Linked DNA regions of Mus musculus: region 2 is linked to region 1. The links are chromatin loops, found by intact Hi-C in ENCODE. Cell type or tissue: left cerebral cortex. All regions are shown on one strand.

Evidence for each region. A loop is a pair of places that touch in the nucleus more often than their neighbours do. Peaks named below come from ENCODE experiments on the same cell type or tissue, not always from the same donor. Only the 100,000 strongest peaks of a DNase experiment are listed, where the experiment ranks them.
Region 2: a loop joins it to region 1, with 2.7 times the contacts of the local background. A loop is called at or near these places in 16 of 42 quality-filtered maps.

The regions. Positions count from the first base shown.
Region 1 is chr5:36,749,546-36,752,045 of GRCm38, reverse strand. No RefSeq gene overlaps it. Among named protein-coding and RNA genes, the nearest start is that of Bloc1s4, 2.1 kb to the right of the region's middle. In left cerebral cortex, a CTCF peak has its summit at 1,490 (motif pointing right); no DNase peak of the experiment used is centred here.
Region 2 is chr5:36,583,342-36,585,841 of GRCm38, reverse strand. It overlaps a transcript of Tbc1d14 not described here. Among named protein-coding and RNA genes, the nearest start is that of Tbc1d14, 2.2 kb to the right of the region's middle. In left cerebral cortex, a CTCF peak has its summit at 1,323 (motif pointing right); no DNase peak of the experiment used is centred here.

The sequences.
Region 1 (2,500 bases):
GCAGCCTGTGACAATGAACAATATTCTCAATGAAGACCTCCGACCCCTGCATACCTCCATGGCTCTGTCTCCCAGAGCACCTCCCCTCTGTAAATTGCCACCCATCAGCCATTTACCAGCCTGGAACTAGGGACTTCCACTCAGGCTGTTGTTCCCTGCCCCTCGGATATGGCACTGTTTCCTCTTTCAGGGTCACATTCTGCTTTCTAGGCCCAGAGAAGTCACTTGCTCTGAAAAGTTTCCCAATGCTCCCGTGCAGAAGTGACTCCCTTCTCTAGTTCTTGGGATACACCATAGAACCATGCCTACTTTTCATTTCTGTCTACCTCTGGCCAACCACATCTTGTGTTTGCTGGTGCCTTAGATAGGATCGCATCTCATCAGAAACCACCCCTGTAGAAAGGGAAAGGCTTGGGTTGGTGGAAAGCCTGAAGCTTGTTCCCACCGTATTGCCGTGGCTCCCAAAGCCATTCTCCCCCACAGTACTTACTGGGAATCTCACAAACTGTTTGAAGTTCACTCTGCTTGACCTTGAGGACTCAACGAAGAATGTCTTTTTGTTATTGTTGTTTGTTTGTTGTTTTTTGAAACAGAGTTTCTCTGTGTAGCCTTGACTGTCCTGGAACTCCACCTCTGCCTCCCAAGTGTGGGAATTAAAGACACATGCCACCACCTCCCAGTCAAAATTTAGCTTTCAACAGAAGTCTTTTAAGTCAAAGGCAAATGAACACTCAGCGAGTGCTCGGTTTGGACCTTGAATGCCTGTCAGATTTACTGCCTGGGTCCTGATACTGTCTCCCCCACTTTCTCCCCCATCTCTGTCCACCATCCATAATGTTTTTGTCTAAAGCCCCTCTGACAGTGAGGACTTCATGACAGTAAGATACTGTTGCTCCCTCTCCAAGCTTCATTACCATTTTGAATAGAGAAACATTACCATGTATTTTGCTGTCATCTGTGTGACCTCATCATTTTCTTCACAGGCTGAAAGGTGCCAGAAGATGATCAGGTTACACAGATGAACGCAAAATACACAGCCTTCAAAACATAGCAGAGCACGGAGAATATCTGAAACAACTTCCTCTAATGGAAGTTATCTTTGAAGACCCAAATGCATTGGAGATCTATCTTCATATCAAGGTCACCATGCAGACACCATAAGGAAGATTATCAAACCACTCAATGGAACAAAAATGTTGGTTCTAATAGGACAGTCACCCGAGGTGTGCCTGCCTAAGCATGGTGTGTTGGGAAATAGAAGAAAATCTAGACCACACAGCAGAACAGAGGAGAGTGTGAATGTAGCAAAGAGAAATAGGCAAGAATAAACCAGAAAGACGCTAAGGAAAGGCTACTAAGCCTTTCCAGGTGTTTCTAAAAGGCAAGTATGCCACTCAAGGACAGTGGCTTAAGGAAGTAGCAGCCTTTAAAAAAAAAAAAAAAAAAAAAAAAAGTGTACTCTATCTGCAGTTACACTTGCATGCCAGAAGAGGGCATTAGATCCCATTACTGATGGTTGTGAGTCACCAAGTGGTTTCTGGGAATTGAACTCAGGAGCCAGTGCCATCTCTCCAACCCTGGAATGGAAGTAGCATTTTTAAGAGCAGTTAGTATTTTTTTCTTTATTATTATTTTTTAATCCTGGGCTATGAAAGGCTGATATTCTTTGTCTCCGTGGCAAGTTCTCCCCGCGATGTGTTTCAGGTTCACAGCGATAGACTCCAGTCAGCTGACCCAGATGGACTGACATGATGGAGAACTGAAGCAGCTTGTAGCTTTCTCTATTTTGTTGCTCAAAGTTGTTTTTCTTCTCTAATTCCTAATTCCCAGTGGGAAAAGAGGTCATGTGAGCTCTACCCAGAGAGAGGATGTGTTTAACACCTAACAAAACTCCAACCACCCAGTCTTTTGCAGGATGCGTGTGGGTACCTGCCTGTGTATGAGTATGTCAATAGTAAACAGCCAACACTTTTCCTAACTGTTCCCTATTGGGGATCTGGTTTACGTCTCCTGACAATGGGGTCCAGGCCATTTGGACAAAATACCCACTACAAATCCCATCAAGACAAGGGCATCTCTACTTTATGCCTGTCTTCACTTGACAATGTTGAAGAATAAGGCCCTAAGTTTCCCAAGGACCTGCCAGACTGCATGGGTCTCAGAGACGCCACCTTGGATGTTTCTATGAATATTAAGAATTTATTCCTACCTTGTTTTTGTGTTTGTTTGTTTGTTTTTCTGGTAGCATTGTGATGGAATCCATGCTTGGGTGAGAGTACTTCTTTTGTGAGGAGGCTGAGATGACCACTCGTTAGGTTGACTTTTGTGTTCCACTGTTCTTGCTTTTGCTTACAGTTTATTTTGCTATCGCTGGTAAGGGAAAAGAGGCAGGCTGGAGCCTCACATGGGTGCTGGTGGGTACTACACAGTGGATAGATGTGGGAACAAGTCTAAGAGAGCTGTGAACTTACTGTGAACTACGGATAGGCCATTGTGTGGG
Region 2 (2,500 bases), 170 kb after region 1:
CTCTGTCTCTGGAAGGGAGGTTAGGGATTCCTAAAACAGCTATTTTGTGCCTGCTACCCTTCACCTGACTGAGGATTCTTCATCCTTCTCTCTTGACCCACTTGCTTCCCAATAACTCCGAGGGCTGCCCTCAGGTCCTAATGAGGACTAATAGGTTAGATAACTATTTTCCTTATAAGAAGTCATGGCTACAAATTGCAGAGCACTGTGTCTGTCTGTCCCAGGAGCCTCCATGAAAGCAGTTGTTGTGAGTGGTGTGTCCTGGGTTTATAGCAGGTGCACAGAGATGGTTTCTATGGATACTGGACATCTTGAAGCATTCCTGCTTCTCTAAAGAGATGCTCAGCAGAGCACACGGAAGTCATCCCTGGCAAGGTCTCCTTCGTCCTACAAGGCTCCTTTGTTCATGTTGTATTGTTAGGGGTGGCTCAGACAGTTCTAGGAGGGCTTCAAGAATGGGGGAAACTGACAAAGTTGGACAATTTCTCTTCTTGTATGACCATTGCTTCAACTATTTTGACCTTGTTCAATCTTGAAATAATGTGGGGAAGGGAGGGGCTGTGTGCTTCAGAGATGGGGATGGGGACAGGGACAGAATCTGAGGAGTTAGTCAGTCAGAGTCTCTGCGAAGCTGGTATTTCTGTCCACAAGTGAGAGGTTTGCAGCCATCAAAGAAGCCACACACCAGCACCAGGGCAGTCCTTCTGGAACCCTCCAGCAAAGCCTGAAGGGGAAGAGGTGGAATAGTTCCCCCAGGGTTCTGCTGGGAGAGCTGTCAACTTGAAGAGGGGTGTTTTCTCTGTATCTGGGAGCTAGAAGTGTAAGGTTCTGAGGGGGTAAGTGTTAGGTTCTAAGGGGGTAAGTGTTAGGTTCTGAAGGGGTTAAGTGTTAGGTCCTGAGGGGGTTAAGTGTTAGGTCCTGAGGGGGTTGTTAGGTTCTGAGGGGGTAAGTGGCTGCGGAAAGTGACCACACCCCTTAGTGCAGTTCACTTTGTTTTTGTTTCAGACGCAAGTTACAATGAGGCTTTATCTAGACCGCTTCTGGGGACTGATGGCAAAAGGTAAGACATAGGTTACATCAGAGGGATGCAGGGTAAGGAGGAGTTCCCAGAGAGAAACCAGGGCTCTGGCACCAGGCTACTGAGGGTGAGGCAGGGTCAGAGGGTGCCAGCTGCAAACCTGCCCACCACAGAGAGTTGTTGATTCCAGAGACAGGACAATGGTCCCTTGTCATCTCAAGGTTCGGTGTTTGTTTGTTTTTTCTAATATTAAAAAAAAAGTCTTTATTTCTTTAATGGATGAGTGCTCTACTGCATATACATCCACAGGCCAGAAGAGGGCATCAGATCCCCTTGTAGACGGTTGTGAGCCACCATGTGGTTGCTGGGAATTGAACTCAGGATCTCTGGTCAAAAGGACAGTGCTTCTAACTGCTGAGCCATCTCTTGCCCTTTGAGGGCAGGTTTTTAAACTGATACTCAAGCATTATGGCTGGAAGGTGAGGAGTCGTGAGGACTCCTGTGCGTATCCAATACGAACGAATCCATTGTGCTGAAGTTTGAAATGAGACTGAAGCCAGTTCCTGCTTCCCAGTCAGTGTTTAAATCCAGCTGTGAGGGCACCAATGGGTGTGATGGAACCTGGCATTGTTTTCAGTTCAAACTGCCAGGAACTTAAGCACCTTTGAAATTTCTATTATGTAGCAAATCCTGAGGGATGCCCTGCAAGTCTCTCAGCTCTCTGCAAGCCAACAAAAGACTGCCCAGTCCATTTAAGCCTCTACCCTCCTGCCATTGTAAGTTGGTGCTTAGAGTAATTACAGTCATGATCCAGAAAGGGAAGTTGAAGCCAGTGTCTATCAAGTAGTTTGTAGGCTCCTAGAATGGCTAGAGTCTGGAGTCCCCCAGCCCAGCAGACACCCTACTTGGATGGGTCTCACGATGAAAGTCAATGCTGTCAGGCTCTCAGGTAGACCTTCTTCCTGTGCATTGAACAGGCACAGGGCTGGGCTTATTTAGCTGAAGGCTCTGGTGTGATGGACTGAGAACCTCATGGCCTCAGGTGGCTGGGTGGGACCCGACATTGTTTCCTTGTGAAACAGCACATGCCATGTGGAAGTTTAAAAGTTACAACACATGTGCAGACCCAAGACACTCAGATATGGCTCGACTCTTGGTCTGTTTCTTCTCTCCTCCCTACCCTCCTTGGAACTGAAGTCAGGCCACTGAGCTATCCCCCAACCTCTCTCTGTCTTCTTTCATCCCTGGGGACGGTGTGCATTTCATAGCTTTTGATATAGCCTTGGTCTTGTAAGCCCTTCCTCTGGACTGTGTTCAGATTTGTGAAAATATTTTAAAATATTTGAGAGAGTTGTACAGAGGTTGAACCATCACCTAATGTTTTGAAATGAATGTACAATTGAAACAAAAGTGGTGGTACATTCCTATAATCCCAGAACTGGGGAGGTAGACTCGGGAGGATCAGGAGTTCAAACTCATTGT